Linked DNA regions of Homo sapiens: regions 1, 2, 3, 4, 6 and 7 are each linked to region 5. The links are chromatin loops, found by intact Hi-C in ENCODE. Cell type or tissue: PC-9. All regions are shown on one strand.

Region 1 (4,000 bases), 180 kb after region 5:
TTCAGGATCTGGATATGTACTAGTGAGGTCAGCAATTCAGCCCTTTACCTCTGATTGTGGGCCAAATAAATGGCTGAATTACTCATGGGGGTGTGGATTTTGTTAAGTGTGGTGGGTAGGGGTTGGGAGGAAGAGAAGAGGGTGTGTCTTTCTTGGCATAGGCCAAAATGAATGAAAATGCTTTGAATGTTATTATAATCTATTCTGTGACCATGTCCAGGTGGCTTTCTGCCATGGCTCTGGGCACACCCATATGGACTTAGTCCCTTTCTGTAGGGATTTCACAGTTTCTGGTTGGCAGAGTAAGGACCCAAGCAGGAAGATTTTCTTCCCCACCCAACACACCCCTGAATCCTGCCAAATGTGAGGTGTGGGAGTGATAATATCAACGCAATAATACCAATAGTAACCACAATAGGTTCTTAAGAAACTGGAAAAGGGTACTGAGAAGTTTTTTCCACCTTTTTTGTATGCCTAGTTTGCTACATTGCTCCTAAGTTCCTAGACTTCTGGGCAGCTCTGCCTATGGAATAGCCATTCTTTTACTCCTTTACTTTCTTAATAAACTTGCTTTCACTTAAAAAATAATAAGTTCCTAGACTTCTCTTTAGTGAATACTAGAGCTCTACCTGAAAGAACCCACATTTTCAGGTCAATTCCCAAAACTCAAATGGTAGTGTCATGGACTTGAAAGCAGTCTTAGGGACTGTCCATTCCAACATTCTGCCCATCACAGACATTCCCTGGGAGCACCCAAGGCAGGCGGTTGTCCAGCCTGTGAATGGACACATGCAGAGACGGAGAGCCTGTTTCCTGAGAAGGCCAAGCCATGATGGGCATCTGTAGTGGCTGCAAGACAGCATAATGCGGGGGAAAGAGTATAGGATTGGGAGGCATGGGAATTGGTTCAGTGCTTGTTCTTCCACTGACCAGCTGAACGACCTTCGGGAGAAGTCACTGCGCCTTAGAATGAGTCACTTATCAACTATGAAGCTGTTGGATATGATCTCAGTCATTCTAGCAATAACATGGTCATTTAAAGTTGTTTTTCTACGTCTAGCCAAAACTGGCCTCCTGTAACTGCCAGCTATTGGTGTTAGTTCTAATTTTGAGAAATGTAGAGGATGGGTCTTATCTCATTGGTGTGGCAGCTCATCAAGTATTTAAAGATGGCTGCAATGACCCTGTAAGTTATCTCTTCTTTAGTATAAACATCTCAAGATACTGTAAATCTTCCTTTTATGACTTGGCTTTCAGAAATCTTCCTCCTCCTGACAGTCCTCTTCCAGACAGACTCAACTCTTTAAATTATGGTCCCTAGAATTGGATGCAACATTTCACAACCGGCCAAATAAGAGCCCAGGAAGTACTGGGACTGTAACAACCCAACCCTCCACAACTATCTCTGCCTTTCATCTAGACCCTGTGCTGCTTTTCACTTAAGTTTGCCTTTGCGTTAGTTATTTCAGCCTCCATCGTCATCTCATGCCACAGACTGTGCCTGTGGTTGGGTACAGCCACCAGGCCCTTACACATGACCTGCTCTCCAGCCACTTCTCCCCTGTTCTGGACAAACACATAGAATGATTTCCCCCTTTTCACTATACAATTAATATATATGCATAGTAATGTAGAAAGCTGAACAATAGCTGCCCAAATTGCAGTATCCAGAGATAACATTGTTAACTTAGGCTAATACCAGTAAATTATTTTTAATAACAATGTCAGCATTCATGGTTTTCCTTACATACTGAGGTTTATTTACTCCCTGTCTCTGATTTTTTTTTTTTTTTTTTTTCCGAGACAGAGTTTCGCTCTTGTTGCCCAGGCTGGCCTGCAGTGGCGCGATCTCAGCTCACCACAACCTCCGCCTCCCGGGTTCAAGCGATTCTCCTGCCTCAGCCTCCCAAGTAGCTGGGATTACGGGGATGTACCACCACACCTGGCTAATTTTGTATTTTTAGTAGAGATGGGGTTTCTCTATGTTGGTTAGGCTGGTCTCAAACTCCCAACCTCAGGTAATCCACCTGCCTCGGCCGCCCAAAGTGCTGGGATTACAGGCATGAGCCACCGTGCCCAGCCTCTGATCTTATATCATTCCTCTTACCCTCAGTGGAAGACCTCAGTCCAAGCCTGGCTTTCACCCCTACACCAGCCCATCTTTCCAGCCTTGTCTCCACCATTGCCCAGCTGTTATCCATACCCACCATGGTTCAGACTTCCATACTCCCTGTAAGCTCCTAGAATCTTCCCTCATCTCCCTCATTTGACCTTTTGGAAAACCTCCTGTTCATCCTTCAAGACGTAGTTCAAATGTTACCTCTTCCGTGAAGTTTACCCGACTTCCTCTCCCATCCGCATTCCACTGGAATCCCCGGTTCTTTTATCTATATTTCTGTTGATCTTTGATACTACTCTTTTATAACACATGAGATTGTAATTAATTGGATGCACCTGACCACAATCAAGTCCTACCCTGGGAGCCACAATATCATTGGGCAAACTTTAGTCTATTGTCCAAACTGTAGCATATAAAAGCCGTGTCAAAAAAGGAAAAGCTAAAACATCCGCTCTACCTGTGAGTGCTCTTCTTTGAATGTTCACATTAATTACCCTGAACCTGGAACACTTTGTTTTAAGACATGGATGATCAGACGGTGGAATAAAGGTCAAGATGAAGGATAGAGGGAAGAAACAAAGATATGTTCTATTTAGTAGGTTCAGGGCAATTCGTTTCAGAAAAGTTTCTTACATTTATATACTACATGCATGACTATATGCATATGATCTATTTATTAAAATTGTTTTTATTCAGCATGTGTCACATAGACCCAATTTATTTTTGGAGAGCATAGACTAACATAAAAAATAAATAAATCTGGCCATGGCAGCTAATTTGAATGGTATGTTTTTTCTTTTGTTTTTTTGAGATGGAGTCTTGCTCTGTCACCAGGCTGGAGTGCAGTGATGCCATCTCGGCTCACTGCAACCTCCGCCTCCTGGGTTCAAGCAATTCCCATGCCACAGCCTCCTGAGTAGCTGGGGCTACAGGCACACACCACCATGCCCAGCTAATTTTTTGCATTTTAGTAGAGATGGGATTTCACCATTTGGCTGGCAGTGATGCCATCTCAGCTCACTGCAACCTCCGCCTCCTGGGTTCAAGCAATTCGCATGCCACAGCCTCCTGAGTAGCTGGGGCTACAGGCACACACCACCATGCCCAGCTAATTTTTTGTATTTTAGTAGAGACGGGATTTCACCATTTGGCTGGGATGGTCTCCATCTGACCTCGTGATCCGCCCCCGTCGGCCTCCCAAAGTACTGGGATTACAGGCATGAGCCACCACCCAGCCGGTATGTGTTTTATTTGAGTGTGTATAGATGACTTTTCCAGTGAAGAACATTCATTGTATCCCAGTCAAATATTAAAAATAAGCTGTTCTCCTGGCTTCTATAAATCAGATTTCCACGCACACAATCCTGGAAGAGTATATCTGTGCACATGCCTGCCCTGGAGCTATCCGTTAGAACTGTCCTCACAGTGACGTGGAAAACTTTGCCTCATCTGTATAAGGTCTCGTCTTTAGAGAGAGGAGAAAGGATTGGGAATTTCAGGCTTGAATCTCTGAAGGTGCAAAGCTTGAAAGGTTGAGATGGAGAGCAGAGTCTGGGAACTCTGTGTCTCTGCCTTGGTCTGTGACAGATGGGGCCGGGCTGGTCTCAAAGCCGTTGCCTAGAACTCAACCGTGGGCTGGCGTTACCCTTTTGAACTCCCCCTGCCTGCTACAATTCTTCTCTGCTCTATCATGGGTCCCAGGACAGTTTCTGCTCCAGACTGTCTGAGGAGCTTAGGGAACTCTGAAAGGAAACCTTTTAAGTCTGCTTTTCTTGAGAATGCTAACCCTGCAAAACTTGGCCAGACATCACATTGGGTCTCCCTCTGTGGTGACTCAGAAATCTCAAGGAGAGCAGGAAAATCTAGAGGAACACTCATAAT
Region 2 (4,000 bases), 300 kb after region 5:
GGGTAGCAGAGGTCAAAGCAGGGAACAAAGGTCATGGATGTCAGTGATAAACCACAAAGCCGAGGCAAAAGACAGTAAATCTGGGGAAGAAAGGCATTTGAGGAACTGTATGTATAGAAGTTCCCCAGACCGCAGTCAACCAACTGCATGCTGTTCTGTGAGCCGGAGAGAGGTTGACTGCGGTCTGGGGAACTTCTATACATACAGTTCCTCAAATGCCTTTCTTCCTTTATGCTACATCTTCCCCAAATTTACTGGGGTCACTGGCAAAATATTGCCCTGCACAAAGCTGTCAACAGATACAAATATTAAGTTGACAAACTCTTTTAGATGGAGGCAGTAAGGAGAGCATGCCTTAGAGAGAAATCTGTTTGCACTTTTATAAAATTAATGTATTCTATTCCCCTCACTATTGCTGGTAAGTTGGTGTTACAGCCTCCATTGCTGTAACCATGTTTCTCCACATAGTAAATCAGCCCTAAGACACAGAAGAAACCCAGAAGATTTGGCAGTGCCGACAGGCATAGTGTGGCAGTTCTGCTCTGCTGGTCTCTGAGTGGCCATACTAAGTCTGAAGGGTGAATCAGATCAGACCCATCCCTGGAACCAGACTGGCACTGTTTCTTTTGCCATCTTCACATTCTTGGAATCTGTGCTCATAAGGGAGTGCCACATAGCCACAGTGCCACAATGTTGTATGCTCTTAACTACCTCTTTTATATAAGCAGGGCTTTGGTTTGAAATGTTGCCCCATGTTTGTCACAAAGAAGAGCATGTGTCAATAAGAGCTTTTATACAGATGTATTAATGACAGCTTTTATTATATAGGCCCACAGCTCCTTATGGACATTATCTCATTGTCGCTCTCTTTCTCCCTCATAGGAAACGGGTAGGTGGGGACACTATCATCGTTACTCAAGAGGTGACGGGATTTCCCAGGGTTCTGGAAGAAATGCCTGAGCAAGGAGAGCATAGCGTGACTTAGGTTCATCTCAAATAACTCTAATGTCTAACATTTCTTGATTAAAGAAAGCTGTTGTAGAAGCAGCAAATCAGAATCCCCGAGTCAAGGAAAACTTTGTAACAAATTTAACTGTACTTTAAGATTCATGACACAGGGCATTTTCACCAGTTTTCAAGTCAAGACTGTGGTTAGATAGTAACCAGTGAAAAAGAATCCAACAGATACAAGCCGCAATGTACTTTGCAGACATCTCATCTACCTATCTTTCTCCTATTTTTCAGGAAACAGATAGTGGGGGGCTTTTCATTCTCTGACCTGAAGGGGTTGGAGGTGTTATTACTGGGCTCATTAGGGTCCAGTATCTTATCAAGTTGTATCCAATCCTGGACAAGTATTTACCAACAAATTAGTAGGCAAGGCCTCCAGGATCTGCTGCGACTGGGTTATTCTGTTGAAATGTCTCTGCCCCTGGGGCAGCTCAAAATCAGACCTGTACGGCTGTGTACCAAGTTGTACAGAATGAATGAACAGAAGTAACCCGAAGCCAGTGGATCACGAGGTCAGGAGATCGAGATCATCCTGGCCAACATGGTGAAACACCATCTCTACTAAAATACAAAAAATTAGCCGGGCATGGTGGTGTGCACCTGTAGTCCCAGCTACTTGGGAGGGCTGAGGCAGGGGAATCGCTTGAACACAGTGGGTGAGGTTGCAGTGAGCTGAGATTGCGCCATTGCATTCCAGCCTGGTGACAGAGCAAAACTCTGTCTCAAAAAAAAAAAAAAAAGTAACCCACGTGCCTTTGTCATTTTCTTTTTTAAAGAACCCAAAATATAATATGAGGAGAATTTGATATTACAATAAAGTTATCTATTTTCCTTTAAATATGAGCTTAAGTTACCCATTTTTTGTACTTTAACAGCCTTTGCTTTACCGTAAAATTCAGTAAAAGGAAAACAGAATTGATATACAAAAGCTCAGTTTGTATATCTTGGGCTCTTTTATATATTAATACATTACATTCTTGAATATAAGTGATATTTAAATGCCAACATGTTAATGAGTTTGCTCACTCTGAAATTTTGTGGAATTTAGTTACCATCAGATTTCACTGAATGTGAGAAGAGTAGAATAAGAGGACTTGTAATAGTTAAATTCTCTGGTTGATTCTGGTACCTTATCTCTTTAATCAATATTGTGCTCTGGAAATTTGAGTTTCTGAAATCTGCTCACAGAATTGACCTGCAATAGCATATCAAGGGAAGGATGCTTTCAAGATTATTCAGTAGCCAAAAAAAGAGACCTCTTGGGATTTGGTGGTGATTGAATCTGGAAAATTTTACCTTCCAGATGCTTGTGTATATGTTTGAGATGTTTTTATCCCAACCACATGAATATTGTTTTTAAATGACAAATGACTTACTGTTAAAGCCAGAGTAAACAGATCAGTAATGTTTTTTGTACAGTTGGGCTGAGTGTGTATACAATGAAGTATTTAGTGCAGGAGGCCTGTTACAAATTGTTTATTGGTTAAGGTTTGCCTCTGAGTATGGATTTTTGTGAAGAGTTCTGGTTTTGGTAACTACTAACTTTGAATACTATTTTATTTTTTTTTAATTGTGCAAACCATCAAAAAAAAAAAGGAGATCATGTCTTTGTCACCACTCTTTTTATTTCCTAATGAGTTGCTACTCTTCATTTATCAAAAGAAGGTGCCACTTCAGGGAGCAGAACTACAACCATCTTACATTAAACTCTAACATAGCATTAGTTTTATAGGAAAACAAACTCAGTTGCCAAATTTTTGCCTCAAAACTTATAACTGCTTTTCTTTCCTCATGCCTCCCCTTTCAAAATACTCCACTTTTATTTCTAACTCTCACCTTGCATGCTACCCCTAAACCCTGTCCTCAACTTTTAATTTCGTAAAGTGTTTCTGAATTACGTTAGTCCAGTGAGATGCTCTGAAAAAGAGAAGAGGTTCCATATTAGAATAAGTGTGAGAAAACTGTATTCCATACCTCTTTCCTCAGGGTTCACAGTGCCCATCCGTTGGCCCTGCCAGGCTGGTTCTGGTCACAGGACCTCTGCACTGCCAAGCTCTCCCTGTAGGTCTCACATAGCCAGCCACTTCCTATGGTTTAGGCCACCACTGTAGAGTCACCTCCTCAGAAGTCTGATGGACCACACTGTCTGATACAGTCATCTGCTCATACTTCTGTCCTTTCATTGCGTTTACCACCTCCTGATATGTCTTGCCTTCCATTCTTTTCTCTTATCTCTTTCTGCCATATCCACCATAAAAATACAATTTTTCTAACTATTGTGACCTAGTTCAACATTGTATTTCTAGCACCTAGAACAGAGTTGAACACTGAGAAGGCAATCAGTAAGGGTTATTTGCACATTCTTGTAAATTCTGGTCAAGAATTCTTGGCATCTTTTTAAACTCCTTCCCCTCTTCCATTCTGTTTATCTCAGCCAATCTTGTCTCTGTGACTTACTTCCATGCTGAATATTTTCTGTTTGCCACTTCAGATCCACTCTTACTACACCAGGCGCTGTTCTAAGTGTTTAGTACACATTAGTTCATGTAGTTTACCCAGTGATCGCATCAGATACGAGCTGTTAATACCCACATTTTACAAAGGAGGAAACTGAGACATATGGTCATTAGGTCACTAGCCCAAACCACACAGCTTTTAAGTGGTTAAAACAAAACAAACAAACAAAAAAACAGGTTATCACGTCTGTTTCTTTATTCACGCTGACTCTGAATTTCTTCTTCTTCTCCACTCTACTTGTCTACATCCTTGTCATCTTTCAAGGGCTTATAACTTGCCTCTTTCATGGAGTCTTCTGCAGTCATTCTAGCCAGCACTGTTTTCTGTTTCTTTTTTATTCCCATTGCATCTAGAATTGGTACCACATGGTTTGCTCCTTAACTTATTCCCCAACTTGGTTATTAGCCTTTGTGATCAAGGACCATCCTTTAGGATGTGGGGGGGTCTTTGCCATCTCACTTAAATAATGTTG
Region 3 (4,000 bases), 71 kb before region 5:
CTATCTAGAAGTGAAAGGCACGAGTGTGTAGAGGCCAACCTTCAGATTAGCCCCCAATAACGCATTAAAGGGAACAATAAACACCGAGGCCTACTTGAGGGGGGAGAGTAGGAGAAGCCTGAGGATCAAAAAACTACCTATCAGGTACTAATCTCATTACCTGGGTGACAAAATAATCTGTATGCCAAAGCCCTGCAACATGTAATTTACCCATGTAACAAACCTGCACACGTATCCCCGAATGTAAAAGTTGGAAAGAAAAAAAAAAAAGATTCTCATATACAAGAAACAAAAACCAAACAAAAATTATCCCCCAAATGGATAATCTAGTCTCAGGCATGGACTAAATAGGCACATATTCAGTAACATAAACACACACACACCCCTTCAATGTGATGCAAAGAAGGAAGGCAGAACTTTCCTAAGAAAGAAAGATAAATCAAGTCAGGAGCTCCGCAGGTCTGCCCGTTATTCCTACACAGGCTCTGGCCACTAGAGCATGGAGACAGCAAGAAATAACAGTGAAGGGAGTATGCACTTAGAGTTAATAGGCACTCATACCACCATGTTCATTAGAATTTCTATACATTCTTCTGACTTCATTGTAGAGTTTATACCTTCCCCTGAGCAAAAATGTTAAGGGGAAAGAGATCCTGGAGTCCCCCTGCAGGGTTTCCAGTCATGATTCCATTGCCCAAGTTACTCTACCCCTCTGTGACTCAGTTTCTTCATCTGTGAAATGGGAAGTATAATGATACCTACATCATTCTGTTTTATGATTAAATAATACATGGGGAAAATTAAAGCAGTACCTTGCAGCTAGTAACTGCTGCAGTAGTGTTACCTATTATCTTTATTATTTCTCATTTCTTAATTTTATATGGCAAAATGAAAATAACAAGTCAGGATTATACTACACAAATAATGAATATTCATTTATCTGGGAAGTTTTGCTTTTATTCATGCAGAATGCTTTACCTAAATTACATAAATATTTAAAAAGTTAACTCAAGGGCCAGGCACAGTGGCTCATGCCTGTAATTCCAGCACTTTGGGAGATTGAGGTGGGTAGATCACCTAAGGCCAGGAGTTCGAGACAAGCCTGGCCAACATGGTGAAACCCCCTCTCTACTAAAAATACAAAAAATTAGCCAGGCATGGAGGCGAGTGCCTGTAATTCCAGCTACTCAAGAGGCTGAGGCACAAGAATCACTTGAACCTGGGAGGCAGAGGTTGCAGTGAGCCAAGATCATATCACTGTACTCCACTCCAGCCTGGGTGACAGAGCGAGACTCTGTCTCAAAAAAAGAAAAAAAAAAAGTTAACTGAAAATTATTTGATTTGGAAAAAAATGGTAAAGTAGACATCACTGGCTAAAGATTGAATTGAAACACTGGTACTTTCTTACTAATAGCATTTCACAGATCACAAACTTCCCTGTATCTCTGATCCTTTGCTCACTAACACAAGCTTTGCTAGTGTTGGTTTCTTAATCTGACCTCATTGTGCACACACATGAAGTAAAAATTAGCATTACTGGCTGAAAAGTGGTGTGATTACAGGTGGGCGATTTTTTTCCCCCGACCAATTTGTTCAACTAATTCACTTTGAGTCAGCTTTACAGTAATTTTACTATAATTCTTTAAGAAACTGACAGCAGGGGGCAGTAAAAAACTTTTTCATGTGTTCATTTAATTAAATATGTCGTTCTAAATTCTGCATTTATATGTTATTTATGTAGATTATTTATACAGATTTATATACATGAAGAATTTGTTTCTTACATTTTACCTTTGACAGAAATGAATGTTTCAGATTCTATTTAGATTTTTTAACCTATCAATCTTGCAAATAAATAATTTTCATTAGACATTCATTCTCATGTCACTCAAAACAGTTCCACAGGTTTTCAAACTACATATGGTTCCACCTACATTTACTTCCAAAATAACCCTTGAAGTATACTACAACCTTTAAAAAATGACAGAAAGCAGTCCATTTAGCATTGAAGGATTAATTCAGGTGAACAGACCATAATTACTGTATTAAAATTCACTTAACCATTTGGTGATTCTAGGGGTCATCAAATTCACACTTCTGCCTCTTTGGGGGTAGCAGAACTAAAATTTAATTTAGTTAGTATCTGCAGTATTATTAACTAGTTTTCTCTTATTCTGCAGTCTATGAAAGTCCAAACTTGACAAATTATGCCCTTCTAGAATAATTAAGTCTCATAAAATGTTCCATTGTTGAAAGTTAGCTGGTCATGTTTGTATCCTATAGAGTTTTTTGGGTTTGGAGGCTGTTTTTGTTTGAGAGGGAGAGCATAGATGCTCATTGGATTTTTTAAATTTCTGTTCCAAAGATCTTGATCCTCCTTGTCATGTATTTGTAAGTGCACCAGACGCCTAAGAACATTGAGCTCTTTTGACCACATGAGACATATGACAGTCATAAGAGAAAATCTTTGAAGGAAATTTTCTATCAGGAAGAAAACCTTTATTAAAGATTTCCTGCAATGGGGCATTTTAGAACCTGACTCAGACTGTGTCAGTCCAGAGGACCTAGGACCTGGAGCTTAGGCAGACCTATTGATTGGCAGGCCATTTCCTGAGGTCACAGAAGCAGTTGACAGACGTGTGGAGAGGCAAGGAGATGTCAGGAGAATCTAAAGCAAGCCATAAGCAGAAGCCCAAGAGACACTGGTTGGTGAGAGCAGAGACGCTCCTCAGTGTTGGGTAGTTGGCAGCTGTACTGGGAGGTAAGTGAGGTATGGTGCCAAGAAGCTTGGCGGTTGGCCAATGGAAAGGTCCAGGCTGACTTATAGGGAATGCGTCACAGGAAAACATGGCAGCAGACAGTAGGATCAAGATACAGGAGCTGGAACACGGGGGAGAAACCTTTACCTTGCAAGAGTTTAAGCAAGTGAAAGTTAGGACCATAGCTCCAGAAAGACAAAAGAACAGAGCAGAATCTTAGTGACTCAACTGGGTCCAGATTAGGGAAACCAATTGCTAGGTTAACATGCCTGGGCTACTAAGCAGCTGGCTGGAGCTTAGATTAAACAACAGAGATTGTTTGCTTTTGAAAGCTGGCATGATGAACCTTACAAATGTGGATAAAGAAGCCCCCACTCAGGGAAGAAGTAACAGAAACAACAGGGTAAAACCAGGCCAGTCACTTCAAGGCAAGGCATTTGTACTTCACATGCAGTCACTTCACCCTCTCACACTGTGTGAACACCACTTATGACTACAAACAGGACTGAAAATATGTTTTCCTCCTTTATTATTGCATATCCAACAAAATCTCAACAAGAGAAAGAAGAGCTGATAGAAGAAAACCCTATGCATAAAAAAGGACGTTATATACAATTGAGGTAGTATTCACATGATATGCAAATTATATTAACAATTTGAATTACTACATTAAATGAAATCAAGTCAGAATTCATTTTTTCTCTGCTTATGCTCAAATGTCCCATATTCTCATATACTCCTTCCAAACAGCATAAAGACCTGTTCCCTGACATCACTCACCTTCCCTGTTCTCTCCACTCTTGACTTTGTGAGTTAGTAAAAAATTTGTGAAGAATTTTAGTTCAAAATTACCTCCGGTATTATAAAAAGGAGGCCTTATATTTTTAAAGGTATTTATTTATTTTTAAAGGTATTATTTATTTATTTTAAAGGTATTTATACCTTTAAAAATATTTTATCAACTGTATGTTTTAAACCATTTAAATGTAAGGAGACTGGGATCAAAAACTGTGAAATGATGTGCCTAGTAATACAAAAATCATTCATTAGTCATGGAGACTGGAGTATAACTCAGCTCTTATGATTCTTGATCCCATGCTGCAGTTGTTAATGAGAAGACTTAGCCACTGTCACTGTGGAGTTAGAAGTTATGCATAGCTTACTGAAAGCCTCCAGAAATGGAGATAGTGGAATTGCCACCTTTAAAAATCTACGCTTGGAATTCATATTCCAAATATCTT
Region 4 (4,000 bases), 250 kb after region 5:
AAAAATGCAAGAGATGATAATGCTTTGTATTATCCCCAGAAAGATGACTATGGTCAGTATATTATTAGGTTAAAAAAAATAGGTTACAGGCCAGGTGCAGTGGGTCATGCCTATAATCCCAGCACTTTGGGAGGCCAAGGCAGGCGGATCACTTGAGGTCAGGAGTTCAAGAGCAGCTTGGCCAACATGGTGAAACCCCATCTCTACAAAAACTACAAAAATTAGCTGGGTGTGGTGGCAGGCGCCTGTTATCCCAGCTACTTGGGAGGCTGAGGCAGGAGAATCGCTTGAACCCAGGAGGTGGAGGTTGCAGTGAGCCGAGATCACGCCACTGCACTCCAGCTTGGGTGACAGAGTGAGACTTTGTCTCAAAAAAAAAAAAAAAAAAAAAAGTTATAGGCTGAGTGCGGTGGTCACGCCTGGGAGGCCGAGGTGGGAGGATCACTTGAGATCAGGAGTTTGAGACCAGCCTGGACAACATAGCGAGACGTTGTCTTGAACAAAAAAAAATGTTTTAAATTAGCTGGGTATGATGGCACGTGCCTGTAGCCCTAGTTACTCAGGAGGCTGAGGTGGGAGGATCACTTGAGCCTGGGAGGTCAAAACTGCAGTAAGCCATGACTGCACCACTGCACTTCAGCCTGGGCAACAGAGTGAGACCCTGTCTCAAAAAAAAAAAAGTTACAAAATTGTATGGAAACAATTATCTAAGCTATTTTAAGTGTGTGTTTAAATACACATCCAAAAGCCTGGAGGACTATATTTTAGGCAGCTAACAATTTATCTCTGGGAGTAAAATCACAGGGACATTCAATTTTGGTTTATTGTTTAAAGAACAATATTTGGTTTTTAATATTTTACAGACATCGTTATTCATTTAAAAGTCAATAAAGATATTTCCGAGAGAGGAATAGACTACCTGGCTGAAGACAGTGAACCTAGCAATGCTAGTGTTAGATATCAGTAATGACGGCAGGATACAGTTACAGTACTAAACCCTTTAAACAAGTGGTCTACTGGCTATTCAAAACTAGTTAGCATTTATTGGCAGTTACTGAGTGACCACGTTACCGAAACAGCCTGGCACAACAGTAAGTTCAGTAAATGGTAGATATTACCATTCATTCATTCATTCATTCATGCATTCATTTTGTTAACAGCTTATTGTGTGTGAAAGATTTGGTCCCAGTGGCCAAGGAGCACACTCTGGAAGGAGAAAGAAGACAGAAATTGTTGTGACATGGTGTGCCAACCCAGCTACTGGAGGATTATACACAGAGCCAGGGGTGTCCTTAGCTGATCTGGTGAAAGAAAAGTTGGTGATCTGGATTTAGGGCTAAGCCCACAATCTGTCACAAATTTTGCATAGAATATTAATTCTGGAACGAATGAGTCCAGTTCCTCTTTGAAAACACTTCTACAGAAGTTCCTGTGTAGATGAGCGTTAAAATAAGTGACTCAGGGCCTCCAGTAGTTTATGAGCTAAGAGGATCACAGGATAGGATAGGGACCGGGTTCCTCAGATGTTGCTAGATCAAATGCTTTACTCTTCTCACCCTAAGGGCTCCTGAATTTAGCTTTTTATTACACAGAACCCAGTAAACTAATTAATGGAAATCTAAAAATTATCCTTCCTCTTCTTAGAAAAGAAATATACTGCATGATGATTTGTGCTTTTCGATTTAATGTCACACAATCGTTTTTACACTGTATGTGCTTTCCCTCCCCACAGCCCCAGTCCCAGCCCCAGTCTCGCAGTTCCATTCCTTCAGGGCAGCTTCCATTCTACCGTGAGTTTTTATTGCTTTCCCCTAAAACGCTGCCCTGGAGTCGCGTTTATTGGACACTCTTTAGTCTGTAAAGGAAAAAAACACAAACACCGGAGGAGAATCATCCTAACAAGCCGACAACATATCTATGGGCCTAAAAAACTTAAATTCTTTCCCGTTATTAGCACTTCTCGATCGTTCCAGGAAAGCCCGATTTGTAGCTTGGCTGCCCCAGGAAGGGGCCTGCGACCAGAAAGATGCAAAGGGCGGGACAAGGTTACGAGTGGGTGCGGGGAAGCCTCCCTAACCTGGGGGCCGCGTCCCAGAGCTGCGAGCCACGCCTCCTCTCTCCCGCCCGCCGCGCCGCCGGACTCTTATTTTGAAGGGCGGCGGGTGAAGGCTCGGAGCCTCCTGAGTCACCCGGCGGGCGAGGTATAAAGCCCGATACCTGCCCCGCGCCCGGTCCGCGGAGCCCGCTGCAGCTCCCGCTCGCTCCGGACGCGGAATCGGGCAGCAGCGGGAGGCGGCCCGGAGAGCCGAGGTAGGCGCGGGGAATCGGCCCTGAGGCTGGTGGAAGAAATGTGTGAATTAAAGGGAGTGCAGCGTGCAGGGTGGGCCGCGAGTCGGGAGTGCAGGGCTCGGGACAGGGTGGGGGCGGGGAGGACAAGAGACTCGTCAGCGCACTTTCCACCCGGCCGGTTCCTTCCCGAGCCCTCTCCCTCCCCCGGCCCGCGGGAGCACAGATCCCTGAAAGCGGAGCTCCAGATAGGAATGTCTGCATCATCTTGGCAGGGCCCAGACGGGAGAAGATGCTCTGCTGCCACGGACGATCCCTCCCGCTCTCCTAACTCTTCTCTGAACACCTCGCACCCCCACGGCCCCCCGCCCCTCTCTTAATCTTGGCCACGCTCCCTGAGGGGTCAGACCTGGGGTGGGAGAGCAGAGAAAGCGGGGCTGGCAGAGACAGGGGTGAGGGCCGGGAGAGGCGATGACATCATTCCCTGGCAGCTGGCGGGGAGAGGGTGGGGACGGAGGGGTCCCCCCGACCTGAGCCGAGCCCTCCCTTCCCAAGCCCATCCTCCTTTCTTTGGGATGGTTCACCCCACCTGGGCGCCATTCAAAGGAAGTTTGCGCGTAACTCGGGGCGTCCTTTCCCCGGCCGGGTGCTGTGCCCGGCCCGCAGTCGGTGTTTCTTCTGGGCCTGGGGGCGGCGTGGAGCCGGCGGCTCAGTCCCCTCAGTCCCAGGCCTTGGCAGCCGCTTTGTTCACGCCGGGCGCGGGCCGAACCCGAACCTCAGCTGCAGCACTGGCAGCGCGCACCGGCCACGCGTGGGTTCCCGGCCACGGCCGGGCCAACAAGGGAGGGTCCCGTGAGCAGCCAGGCTGGCCCTCCCCGGGCCTGGGTGAGCTCCCAAAGCTGGAGCGCAGGGCTCTAGGCCGGCCCCGCCCCGGGGCTGGGGGCTTCCCGCCCGTTTGTCTCATTTTAACTTTTGGGGGCAGCTCTGTCCCGAATGGTGAGTGGTCCAGACTCTAGAAAGGGGTTTGGTCGCTTGAGCCCGGATTGAGGCTTGGGACCTTTGCTCTCTTGCTGGGGACGGAAGGGGGCGCGCTGGGCAGGAGAGGGGGCGTCTCGGTCGGGTCTCCCTGGGCTCGGGCATCTTCCCACCCTGCGGAGCCGGGTCTTGCGCTGCGTGCCCCGAACAGGCCCGGGCACACCGAGTCCCGTTACTGGTCTTCAGGCGAAATTCCAGGACGGGTGTGCATTCATCAACCTGGGAGTCTCTAGGAGCCAGAGATGACTGGCTCTACATTTTAATGCGTAATCACAGAGAAACTAGCACGAGAAAAGGACAGAGGGACCGACCCAAGCTTCAGAGACATGGAATAATATGATCCTGGTTCATAAGCCTTGAAAAGCTCCCCTCCGCCAGGTTAAGGAATGGTGTCACCAGCCTTGGCTGTGAGGATAATTTCTTGATTTGTGTTATGCAGGCTCCTGTCAGGACTGTCTCCTTAACTCCCACTACCTAAGGAAAAGATAGCCAGAGAATTGTCCAGGGATTTGGGTTTGGGTTGCTTCTAGAAAGACAGCATCTTTCTTGCTATTTTTTTTTTCACATCCCCCCAAAACAATTTTTTTCCCCCTTCAGACTTGGCAGACTTTGATTTAGATAAGAGGTTTGAGTTAATTTGATTTTCCCCATGTCTGTTTAGATCAATGGATATAGGAGA
Region 5 (4,000 bases):
TATCTTTTCTTTCTTCCAACCTTCCAATCCAAACTGAGGTGGTGGTATTCCCCACCACCAAGAAAGGCATAGTTTCCATTTTTTCTCTACCAGTTCTAGTACATGCAATTAAATTTTCTGAGCCCAAAATTTCTCATCTCTGAAATAAGGAGCATGAAACTCTGTGCGTGGGTGCATATGAAGCTAATGAAATGGCACATAAAGTGTCTAACACAAAGAAGGAACCAAATAAATATCAGATTCTATCCCTATCCCACTTTTATTTTGTCCCATTCCAATGTGGCTTTGCATAATTGGAAATCATTATGTATAGACATCAGGTAAAATCTAGCACCAGCTTATATAGTACTCTAAGACCATCAGGTTTTTTTTTTTTTTACCTCGTCTTCAGTTTTAATTTAAAGCAATTAAAATTAATATATTCAGATTTCAACAAAGTGTAAGCATCCCTCTGCTGAACCACTGTATCATTACAGTGTGCGTTAAGAATGCCAATAGGCATGGAACAGATGCCAGATAACCAAGATGGTACTTTTACTGGGTCTGGCATTAAACAAAGAAATGTGTTCATAAGTCATCTTTCTTGGATCTCAACCAAAAATTGTTATTTTGGATTTTGTCATCTTTCCATTTAAATTTCTACTTAATCCTTCATTAGAGTATGTGTTAACAATCTTAATTTGTGTGATTGCCTTCATGAAAAGTTGGATATATAAAATAAATGTCACTTTTAAGGCATCTAAGGAATTGTTTTCTATCTTAGTCACCAAGTATGTCAGACACATTGCTTACAATGTCTTCTATTTCAATCTGTGGTTTGTTTCTGCCATCCAAAAATGAGTAAACTTTAGTTTCACCCAGCCGTGTTTCTGAATATGAACATTCAAATGTGGACCATGTGTGATGGAAAATCCTGCCATGGCTGAGAATATGGATAAACTTGAGGGGGACTGTTTGATGGAAAGTCATTATATAATGTATATTTTCTTTCATTCATTTAACAAACATTTATTCTAGGCCAATGGTGAGCAAAATATTCCCTCAACAAAGTACCCATGCACACACACATGAAGAAACTACACATTTATTTGGAATGTCTAGTAGAGTTCCCCCCTTTCTTGGCTATTTTACACCAGTTCCCATATAACTGGTTTATATAATAATAGTTATTTATGATAAAAATTTGACTAATTCTAACTGACAAGAAGATAGATATGTTTGTTTTGGAAACTATTTCTATTTGGTAATAGATTCCAAATGTATTGAATGGTCTCTAAAAGATGTAGGAACACAGGACATACTGCTCATGATGTACAACAAAAACAATAGTTTCAAAATTTTATGACATATTGCAGTTTATCAAGTGGTTTTATAACCATTATCTTGTTTAATTCTCACAACATCCTTATGAGTAGTGTGTGTGTGTGACCATGAGAATATATGAGTGTGAGTGTGTGTGTGTGTGTGTGTGTGTCCGTGTAGGAGAGGAAATGATTAACCCATTTCATAGATGAGGTGTAACCCATTTCATAGATGAGGTGTAACTAACAATGTAGCTTCAATTATACTGGCAGGTCACAGAAAAGAGATTTGCAACCAGCCTTATGCCTCTCCTCCCACCTCTCTCTACTGACCCACATCTTTTTATGAAGTAGGGATTGCAGCCATCCCACAGCTCATCAATGCTGTCATGTCTATGCACGAAGGCACTCTTAGATAGAAGAGAAAACAGAGGGGGGCCTGGGATCCAGTCCCCAGCGCAGGCACTGAGTGTGCCCCTGGCCCCATCAGTTTAATTCTGAGCGCTCAGGACAGTATGAGGAGCAGCCTGTCGTTTTCGGAGACACCAGCTGAGGGAGCCTGTGGACACAATACCAGTTGAAAAGCTCCCCAGCCCAGGGTGGAACCAAGCAGCCCACGCCTGCTCTTAGGAGCCAAGTTTCCCAAACAATGTCAGAGTTAGCTTGGGGAATCTTCTTAGTACTCTTAAGAGGCCAGAGCTGAGATTTCCACACAATGACATATTAAAGTATTGGATCCAGGGTCCTTTGCATTGGTAGAATGTCAGGAAAATAGCATTAGCTAGATAAACTTCTTTCCCTCAAACCAAATACAGTCGTATTGTTTACTATTATAGGTCTATTAAGGTTGCTGTTTAAATGTTACCAATGTCCTCATATTTTGGTAATTTTGTTCGAGTTGGAAAGAAATGTCTTGAGAAATTTTTATTTAGCCAGAGTGTTTGAGCACTTTAAGATATCTTTAGTATACTACATCGCTTCTCCAGGTCCTCAAGAGACCTAAAAAAAAAAAAAAAAAAAAAAAAAGGCTTTCTAAGCAGTGCCTATCAAGCTACTACTTCCGGCCCCACAAAAAAGAAAAGCTGAGACTCTTCACCCCTTGATTCCAGTATTCCCAAACTCCTGGTAAACCATTAGGAATTAGATATGCCCCAAATTTATGTAGCAACTCCCTTCTTAAGAATATAGAGAACGTTTTTTTTTACACACCTTGTTACACCTCACAATTGAGCCTCAACTTGAGATTCCCTTGCCCAGCAAAGTCCAGAATTCACCACTGTCTACATGCTGGACCCAATTCGTTTTGCTGTCGTTGATCACTAATTTGGGAATTGTGGGAGGGAGAGGAGGAGCGAATCCCTCTCTTTACTTTAGAACTGGTAAAACTGAGATAGCCAGAGATTTCTAGAACTGCCAAGCTAAAACGTAAGCTGAATCATTGTGCAAGTATGGATTAGAACCCAGTACTGGGTTTGAACTGTAAACCCAGTTTCTGATCATATGGCTGCCCAGTGCTCCTGGTGGCAGAGCTGATTGCTTCCTGGGTTCAAATGGGTCATGCTTTCCAGGGCACTCTGGACATCCATGGAACAAGCCTAATTTAAACATTAGAGGTCTTTCAAACCCTTATATACCAAATCATCATCAGTTCAGTCTCTCAATTCTGCATTAATTCTTTTGTGGAATTAAAAAATATTTTCTCCTGAATTTCCTTAAAAAAAAATCGAACGTTCCCTCAGGGCAAGGAGACATAGCTAGGGGTACCATGCGATAAGAGAGTGAGTAAAAAGGAAAAGTCTAGTATCCTAGACAGTCTCTTTGCAGAGCTGCGCTTCTGCTCAGAAGACATTTGTCAATGCCTAGAGACATTTCGGTTGTCACCACTGGGAGAGGGGTGTACTAGAGAGTAGAAGCCAGAGAAGCTGCTAAACATCCCACAGTGCCCTGGACACCCCCCGACGACAAAGAATTCTCCAGCCCAAAATGCCTGCAGTGCTGATGTTGAAGAATGCGGGTGTGTAGATATAAACAACAATCTGCTAAGCTTTCAAATGATAGCAGCTAGAAAGATCTTCAAGAGTCTAGGGATTTGGAAAATTCTGGCATCATGATAGTCAATCCCCAGTGGAGACATTCTTTGAAGACCACATAGGCAATCACTTGACCAAATGCCACCTAAAAATTGAAATATTTTTCACGTTTTGCTTGGTTTGCTAGAACACACCAATATACTTTCACCCTTGAAGAAAGGGAACTGTTTATGTCATTCAGTAGCAGGACTCCTTGGCTAAAGCAGCAGACAGCTCACCAGATTTCACTGGAAAGACTGCCCAAACCAGTCTCTGCCAGGGACTCCAAAGCGCAGGGAGGCTTCAGTGCTAGGGAGAGCGGATGTGAAGGCGGTTATGAAGGACAGCTGTGCCAGCATCTCCCAACTTTTCCGTTTTTTCTCAAACCTCAGCTTGCCTTGTGCATGGCTAAGGTTATCCCTGGCCAGCTGCTTTTTTCCCTATTCTACCTCTCCCCTGCTGTAGCAATTCCCTAACCAGTGCTACTAAGACTAAGGATTTCACCACCTCCTCCCATTTTCCACCATACAGAAATCCACAAAACTGAGTTAAGAGAACTCTCCTGCCATCCCCAATAGCCAAAAAACTGAGTCACCACTTGGCCTAACAGCACTCAGATGATTCATTAAA
Region 6 (4,000 bases), 330 kb after region 5:
CCTGCAATTGGCAGACAATTAAATTTATAGTAAACTTCCAAACTAAACAAGAGTTTGCTTTTCTGATTTTTTAATGTGTAAATCTTAGCTGTAGGGATCAGATAAGGAAATCATATTATTACCCCATGTATTTTAAGAAAACAGATGACTAAAAGTCTGGAAGTAACTACTATCTATATTTCTATCTATCTGTCATCTTTCTTGTTTCAAGGCCTCGTTCTAGATCAAGGGACAGTGGAGACGAAAATGAACCAATTCAGGAGCGATTCTTCAGACCTCACTTCTTGCAGGCTCCTGGAGATCTGACTGTTCAAGAAGGAAAACTCTGCAGAATGGACTGCAAAGTAAGATTTTGTTATTGCTTGCATATCCTATTGCCCCACTTCTCCCTCACTTGCCATTTCTCTATAGTTCCTTTTGGGGAAATTACATAAAGTATAAAATGAGAGCTGGGCACAGTGGCTCACACCTATAATCCCAGCACTTTAGAGTCCAAAGCCGGGCAGATCGCTTGATCCCAGGAGTTCAAGACCAGCCTGGGTAATATGGAGAAACCCATCTCTACCAAAAATACAAAAGTTAGCCAGGCGTGGTGGCGTGTGCCTATAGTCCCATCTACTTGGGAGGCTGAGTTGGAAGGACTGCTTGAGCCTAGGAGCTGAAGCTATGTGAGCTATGATCGAGCCACTGAATTCCAGCCTGGGTGACAGAGCAAGACCCTGTCTCAAAAAATGAAATGATTCTAGCTTAAGGGGGGGAAAAAGTGAAATACGTCGGATATTTATATATTGTTTACTATGATTCTTTAAATCTAAATTAAATATGTTCTTTACTCAGAACCCTACATGACATTACTCTAGAAAGTCATCAGGAGGTTTTATTTATCCCTTTAAATGTTGAAATAATAAATATGATAAATCTACCATGTCTTCATTCTTTTTTCATACAAATTTTGTATCCATATATCTACTCTGACTTTTATTCCTCCCATTTTCTAATTCTTTTTTTTTTTTTTTGAGACAGAGTCTCACTCTGTCACCAGGCTGGAGTGCAGTGGTGCAATCTCGGCTCGCTGCAACCTCTGCCTCCTGGGTCTCCTGCCTCAGCCTCCTGAGTAGCTGCGATTACAGGCATGTGCCACCAGGCCCAGCTAATTTTTGTATTTTTAGTAGAGATGGGGTTTCACCATGTTGGTCAGGCTGGTCTCAAACTCCTGACTTCATGATCCGCCCACCTCAGCCTCCCAAAGTGCTGGGATTACAGGTGTGAGCCACAGTGCCCCGCCCCCATTTTCTAATTCTAAGATAAGTTAGAGGGACATCTTTCTTTCATCTGTTTTGCAGCAGGGCTTTTTGTTTTTTTGGGGTTTTTTTTTTTTTTTTTGAGACGGAGTCTCCCTCTGTTGCCCAGGCTGGAGTGCAGTGGTGTGATCTCAGCTCACTGCAGCTTCCACCTCCCAGGTTCAAGTGATTCTCCTGCCTCTGCCTCCTGAGTAGCTGGAAGTACAGGCACGCACCACCACGCCCAGTTAATTTTTTGTATCTTTAGTACAGACGGGGTTTCACCATATTGGCCAGGCTGGTCTCAAACTCCTGACCTCGTGATCCGCCCTCCTCGGCCTTCCAAAGTGCTGGGATTACAGGCATGAGCCACCACACCCGGCCTACAGCAAGGCTTTTTAACCCAAGGTCCTTGGGTAGGCAGGCTTCATTAGGTGTTTGAACTCTGAAATTACCTACAAAATTATGTGTGTAAGATAACGTTCATCCATTTCTCAAAGGAGTTTAGGGAAAAAATATTTAAGAAACACTGCTCTAAAATTTTTTGTTTGATTTCTTTTTTGCCCCCTGTTTACTGATCTTAAATTTAGTTTAACTCTTAAATATGGATAAGGTTTTAAAAAGTTATTTGGGCTCCCTCTGCTGGTTCTGTATGGAATATGAGAACACAAATATAGGCTGCTTAGAGGATTTGGGCATTGTTTCTTCAGAAAGTAAATCTGGGATTATAGAAATGTATAAAAAGAATAAATATAACAAAAATATTTTATTTCTTAGGATCATTATTTATTTTTTACAGTATAAATACACAAATTGTGTTTCAGTCTGTATATATTTTATATATATATGAGTGTGTATTCATTTTTGGTCTATAATTAAGAATTATACAGTACAGCTACCATATGATCCAGTTAATTCTACTAGTGCTTATATATCCGAGGAAAATGAAATCAGAGGCTGGGCACAGTGGCACACGCCTGTAATCCCAGCACTTTGGGAGGCTGAGGCGGGCGGATCACGAGGTCAGGAGTTTGAGACCAGCCTGACCAACATGGTGAAACCCCATCTCTACTAAAAATGCTAAAATTAGCCAGGTGTGGTGGCATGCATCTGTAGTCCCAGCTACTCAGGGGGCTGAGGCAGGGGAATCACTTGAACCTGGGAGGCAGAGGTTGCATCACTGCATTCCAACCTGGGCAACAGAACAAGACTCCCCGTCTCCCCCACAAAAAAAAAAAAAGAAAAGAAAATGAAATCAGTAGCAATATCTGCATTCCCATGTTCATTGCAGCACTATTCATAATAGCCAGGATACGGGATCAGCCTAAGTGTCAACAGATGAATGAATAAAGAAAATATGAGATATATATATATATACATACATACACACACAGTGGAAAATTATAATCCTGTCATTGTGACAACATGGATGAACCTGGAGGACATAATGTTAAGTGAAATAGGCCAGGCACAGAAAGATAAATACTACAGGATCTTACTTATATGTGCAATATAAAAAAGTTGAACTCATAGTAGAGAATAGAATGGTGATTACCACGGGCTAGACGGGGAGAGGGAAAGTTGGGGAAATGTTAGTCAAAGCATATAAAATTTCAGACAGGAAGAATAAGTTCAAGAGATCTGTTGTACAACATGGTGACTATAGTTAATAACGATGTACTATATACTTGAAAATTGCTAAGAGTAGGTTTTAAGTGTTCTTACTACAAAAAAAAATGAAGTCATACATATGTTAATCAGCTCAGTTTAGGTATTCCACAACACATACATATTTCAAAATAATGTGCAGAATTACATACAATTTTTATCAATTAAAAAACACTTAAAAAAATTCATACAGACCACTTGTAAAATAACGTTTTGAGTTAACCAGGGAAATTTTATTTTAAATAGATAATTAGATTATACCAAAGAATTATTAATTTTACGTGTAAAATGGAATTGTGATTATGGAAAAGTCTTGTTTTTAGAAATGCATACTGAGCTATATGGGGGTAATGGTATATAAAATCTGGAATTTATTTTTAAATATAAAAAATAAGAGAGTGACTAAATGATGGGTATATACACACTTACCATACTGGTTATCTCTATTTTTAATCATATTTAAGAAAGAAATAACAGTACTGTCTTTCACTGGACTGGCACATAACTGTCCTTAAAACGCCTGCCATTAAAAGAATATTGGAAACAAAAAGTAAACTGCCTATTGATTTCACTATGATGATCTGACCTGGATAAAGAAAATGTGAAAAATCGGCCAGGCACGTGGGTCACGCCTGTAATCCTAAAACTTTGGGAGGCCGAGGCAGGTGGATCACCTGAGGTCAGGAATCCGAGACCAGCCTGGCCAACATGGTGAAACCCCGTCTCTACTAAAATACAAAAAAATCAGCCAGGCATGGTGGCAGGCGCCTGTAATCCCAGCTACTCAGGAGGCTGAGGCAAGAGAATTGCTTGAACCCGGGAGGCGGAGGTTGCAGTAAGCTGAGATTGTGCCCACTGCACTCCAGCCTGGGCAAGGAGCAAGACTGTCTTAAAAAAAAAAAAAAAGTGAAAAACCTTGCCACATGTACAGATAGATCAGGAAAAAAAAAAAGTTAGTGTATTTAAGCTTTGAAAGGGGAAAAAATCCTGACGATAAGCCAAACACTAAAGCAGCAGCTTGCTTTTCCTCCAAAAAGCCCCCTCCCCTTTTA
Region 7 (4,000 bases), 400 kb before region 5:
AGTGTTGACCTTACAATACAATGTAAGAATTGTAACAGGAAAAGTGTTATTGTTTCTCAAATTCTGACGAAAATATATGTTTTCACTCTCAATGTTTCTTCTTCTCTCTCTGATTTCTCCTAGTTCTCTGTGTTCGAGACAAACCAGCCTATTTTGCTTATAGATTATATAGTGCAATTCATGTAAGTAAGACATATATTTTTAAAATTTCTCCAGAAATTGTGTCTGTTTTCTCAAAGGATTAATTTTACTTCCATCATTTAAATGTTCATTACCATTTTTGAACTTGTATGTACAAAGAAAATACACCCAAGTGAGAAAAACTGGTTTAGACACCAAAAATAAGACATATCAGATAAAAATAATGTTCTGCTTTCTGTATCAAATTTAGGGAACCATATTTGGGGTGTATCTCCCTGTGCACTTTAGAGATTATTTAATATCTGCAGAAACTGGTAAATTCAAATGTTTTTGTATGTTTCCAAAGACCCCCACATCAGACTTATGCAAGTACAAAACATATGGCATTAAGCAGAAAATGTCAAAATATTACAAACTCTCAGCAAGCAATTGCCACGTTCGTGAAGTTTCAATACACGAAATTATGTCAATGGATATTTTTGAACATTGTGCTATTTTCAAAAAGTATTTAAAGTGATAACTAGAAAACCATAAACTCTAAATCTATTTTTGTAATTAAATGGGAATGTTTTTCATACTTCAGTGTGTTATTCAGTCGCACATACTTTGGAGCATTAATTTTTTTTTTTTTTTTTTTTTTTTTTTTTTGAGATGGAGTCTTGCTCTGCTGCCCAGGCTGGAGTGCAGTGGCGCGATCTCGGCTCACTGCAAGCTCTGCCTCCCGGGTTCACGCCATTCTCCTGCCTCAGCCTCCCAAGTAGCTGGGACTACAGGTACCCGCCACCACACCCGGCTAATTTTGTTTTGTGTTTTTAGTAGAGACGGGGTTTCACTGTGTTACCCAGGATGGTCTCGATTTCCTGACTTCGTGATCCGCCCGCCTCGGCCTCCCAAAGTGCCGGGATTACAGGCGTGAGCCACCGCGCCCGGCCTGGAGCGTTCATTTTTTTAAAAAACAAACACTTAAGTGCATCATCACATAATGCACTCCTTATCCATATCTACATGAAACAAAAAAAGAAAGTCTCGGCCGCGCGCAGTGGCTCATGCCTGTAATCCCAGCACTTTGGGAGGCCGAGGCGGGTGGATCACGAGGTCAGGAGATCTAGACTGTCCTGGCTAACACGGTAAAACCCCGTCTCTACTAAAAATACAAAAAATTAGCCGGGCGTGGTTGCAGGCATCTGTAGTTCCAGCTACTCGGGAGGCTGAGGCAGGAGAATGGCCTGAACCCTGGAGGCGGAGCTTGCGTGAGCCGAGATCGCGCCACTGCACTCCGGCCTGGCGACAGAGCGAGACACCGTCTCGGAAAAAAAAAAAAAAAAAAAAGAAAAAAGAAAAGAAAAAGAAAGTCTCATAGAGATAATTATATACATGTCGTAGCCTTGAAAACTCAAAGAAAACGATTAAAAATAATCCAATAATACAGTAATTTTAATCATCAGTTTTATCCTCAAGGTAAATTTAACAGATATACTTCTTAAAAGTAGCCAGCATGCTGGGAAAATATGTTAATAGTCAGGAGTATGTTATTATATATCTTCTGCAGTGTATTTTCTCATTTATGCAAAGGAAGAACCTGGATAACCCCAGAACACAAAAGGAAGATCAATGCTCACAGTCTTGCTTCTCTCCTATTCTATTTTCTAGGAGAAACAGTTGATTTGGTTAAACATTTATTTGAAATAGTGTATTTGGAAATGCTATAGGATGATTTCAATTGTTTCCTTCTCAAAGAACCAACCACTACAACAACAGTATGAAGCTTCACTTGTGAATGATTATGGGAAAATAACTACAATTACCTTGATTCCAATTATGCACAAATTCAAGGCTACTTATTCTAATAGTACATGAAAACTGTATTTTTGCTGTGTATGTGTTATAAGGCAATAGGAAGATATGCGTATTCACAAATGGTTTGTAGGTACGGAGAAGGATTGTATATTCAAGTAATGTAATTTTTGATACCTGAAGACCTCAAATGTCAAATGTTTGTCAAAAAGCTGCTTTAATCACCCCTGAACCAAAGATATATTCTGTGTTCTCCTCCAGTGAACTCTAAAGTGAACGATCTACATTTTAAGTTTGAATACTTGTTAGATCATTCATTTTAACCACCTCAAATTATGAAAAGTTTATTAGTAATATACATTCAAAACATTGTCTTCAAAAATCAGATTCTGTTTTCTGGCCACTAGATGTCACGATTACTCTGTTTGGAAAGACAATTTGAAACTGATTTGTTAGGGTGCAGTATTTCTGGGGCTAGCATACAGACATTGATTTTGTATTTTTCTGCATTTGAATTTAAACCGGCAAATATTTGAATCACCTAGAATTCTAATTTTTTATAATTTATCAATGATGACAAGAAAATAAAATTAAAATGTTACTGCTGTCTTAGACAAATCAATGTCCATCTGACAGAGCTGAGAATGTCTTCCCCTCCAAGGAAGAATTCTTACCAGGAAGGACCACAGGATCAGATTTGCAGTTTATAATGCAGTGTGAGTGGGACGGTGTGAAGGTTAACAAGGCTAGAAAGGGGGAGCAACTATTGCAGAATCAGGGTGAAATGATAAGGGTCAGAGTCAAGGTCGTGGCACTGGAATAGAGAGCACAAGGCATTCAGAAAATAGAAGAGAATAATTCACTGTCAGCATGCGGTAAGGGAGAGGGAGAAGTGACAGAAATGACTCAGGATCTGAACCACAGCCTGTGTGGCCAGTGATGCCAGTGTTGGAAGAACTCAGGAAGAAGAGAAAATGACTACAGAAAAGGGGTGTGTCCACTTGGGACAGACTGACTTTTAGGATGCTGTCTTCTCATTTCTCCCACTTTTCTGTATCTTTTAGGACTTTGGTTTCCATAATAAAACTGTAATCAGGATTCTCATTGCCAGAAGTGAAATAGACCTGCTGACCATAAGGAAACGATACAAAGAGCGATATGGAAAATCCCTATTTCATGATATCAGAGTAAGTTTCCGACACATGATTTATTTGGACCCACATTTTCTCCTTTTTGAAACTGAGATAAAAGTTCTCATTCAAATAACTTCATGGCAGACTCTAAAAAGTTAACTATTCAGACAGGGATAACCTAGTTTTTTTCCTCTACACAGTCTTTAGAACATCGGCAGGTGCTAACTTAGAAAACCCTTTACCTCAGCTGGGCGTGGTGGCTAATGCCTGTAATCCCAGCACTTTGGGAGGCTGAGGCAGGCAGATCACGAGGTCAGGAGATCCAGACCAACCTGGCTAACACGGTGAAACCCCGTCTCTACTAAAAATACAAAAAATTAGCCAGGTGTGGTGGCACACGCCTGTAGTCCCAGCTACCCGGGAGGCTGAGGCAGGAGAATCGCTTGAACCCGGGAGGCGGAGCTTGCAGTGAGCTGAGATTGCGCCACTGCACTCCAGCCTGGGCAACAGAGTGAGACTCCATCTCAAAAAAAGAAAAAGAAAAAAAAAAGAGAACCCTTTACCTCAGCGACAGAACTTATTCCTCTTTGATGTGTTTTACCCAGAAGCATTGATGCAGTCATGCAAAATATTCATTCTCTATAATTGTGCTTAAAGAGCTAAATTCTGAAGTATGATCAGGCTCAGGAAAAATATATATTGCAAAAGGCTGCATTACTTTTGAAGAGGTTTCTTAAATCAGTTGAGCTGTCCTCTCATATTGTCATAGAAGGCAGGGCAGTCAGTCAAATATCATAAACTGCTAATTCGGAGGGACTTAATGTTCCTAGCTATATACAACTCTACATATCCTTATCCCTTTAGCCCTTGAAGGGCAAAGGAGCAATGATTCAGTACTGAACAAGCCAGTGTTTTCATTCTGATACTTTTAA

Evidence for each region. Hi-C counts contacts between places; a loop is a spot of excess contacts. Peaks named below come from ENCODE experiments on the same cell type or tissue, not always from the same donor. Only the 100,000 strongest peaks of a DNase experiment are listed, where the experiment ranks them.
Region 1: it touches region 5 in a loop (3-fold over the local background); 3 of 110 quality-filtered maps call a loop at or near these places.
Region 2: a loop joins it to region 5, with 3 times the contacts of the local background. A loop is called at or near these places in 5 of 110 quality-filtered maps.
Region 3: a loop joins it to region 5, with 11 times the contacts of the local background. A loop is called at or near these places in 10 of 110 quality-filtered maps.
Region 4: a loop joins it to region 5, with 7 times the contacts of the local background. A loop is called at or near these places in 15 of 110 quality-filtered maps.
Region 6: it touches region 5 in a loop (19-fold over the local background); 59 of 110 quality-filtered maps call a loop at or near these places.
Region 7: it touches region 5 in a loop (5-fold over the local background); 11 of 110 quality-filtered maps call a loop at or near these places.

What each region holds. Positions count from the first base shown.
Region 1 is chr4:168,765,765-168,769,764 of GRCh38, forward strand. All of the region lies in intron 10 of PALLD (palladin, cytoskeletal associated protein), which reads left to right. Among named protein-coding and RNA genes, the nearest start is that of PALLD-AS1, 120 kb to the left of the region's middle. In PC-9, no CTCF peak of the experiment used is centred here; no DNase peak of the experiment used is centred here.
Region 2 is chr4:168,881,354-168,885,353 of GRCh38, forward strand. All of the region lies in intron 10 of PALLD (palladin, cytoskeletal associated protein), which reads left to right. Among named protein-coding and RNA genes, the nearest start is that of CBR4, 130 kb to the right of the region's middle. RefSeq lists an enhancer at 1-83. In PC-9, no CTCF peak of the experiment used is centred here; a DNase peak (open chromatin) is centred at 1,708.
Region 3 is chr4:168,512,810-168,516,809 of GRCh38, forward strand. The region is part of intron 2 of PALLD (palladin, cytoskeletal associated protein); the gene reads left to right. The region is part of intron 1 of LOC107986198 (a long non-coding RNA gene); the gene reads right to left. Among named protein-coding and RNA genes, the nearest start is that of PALLD, 18 kb to the left of the region's middle. In PC-9, a CTCF peak has its summit at 1,652 (motif pointing right); no DNase peak of the experiment used is centred here.
Region 4 is chr4:168,829,862-168,833,861 of GRCh38, forward strand. The region is part of intron 10 of PALLD (palladin, cytoskeletal associated protein); the gene reads left to right. It overlaps LOC124900809 (a long non-coding RNA gene), which reads right to left. Exons shown (of 2, transcript XR_007058361.1): 1 at 2,876-4,000; 2 at 1,665-1,855. Among named protein-coding and RNA genes, the nearest start is that of CBR4, 180 kb to the right of the region's middle. RefSeq lists an enhancer at 1,822-2,682. In PC-9, no CTCF peak of the experiment used is centred here; a DNase peak (open chromatin) is centred at 2,140; H3K4me3 peaks cover 2,283 bases; H3K27ac peaks cover 491 bases.
Region 5 is chr4:168,583,852-168,587,851 of GRCh38, forward strand. The region is part of intron 2 of PALLD (palladin, cytoskeletal associated protein); the gene reads left to right. The region is part of intron 1 of LOC124900807 (a long non-coding RNA gene); the gene reads right to left. Among named protein-coding and RNA genes, the nearest start is that of PALLD-AS1, 63 kb to the right of the region's middle. In PC-9, a CTCF peak has its summit at 1,845; a DNase peak (open chromatin) is centred at 3,630; H3K4me3 peaks cover 555 bases; H3K27ac peaks cover 2,695 bases.
Region 6 is chr4:168,915,684-168,919,683 of GRCh38, forward strand. It overlaps PALLD (palladin, cytoskeletal associated protein), which reads left to right. Exons shown (of 22, transcript NM_001166108.2): 17 at 212-344. It also overlaps a transcript of CBR4 not described here. Among named protein-coding and RNA genes, the nearest start is that of CBR4, 93 kb to the right of the region's middle. In PC-9, a CTCF peak has its summit at 1,882 (motif pointing left); no DNase peak of the experiment used is centred here.
Region 7 is chr4:168,181,560-168,185,559 of GRCh38, forward strand. ANXA10 (annexin A10) reads left to right here. Exons shown (of 12, transcript NM_007193.5): 10 at 124-182; 11 at 3,000-3,122. All of the region lies in intron 2 of LOC105377524 (a long non-coding RNA gene), which reads right to left. Among named protein-coding and RNA genes, the nearest start is that of ANXA10, 91 kb to the left of the region's middle. In PC-9, a CTCF peak has its summit at 2,356 (motif pointing right); no DNase peak of the experiment used is centred here.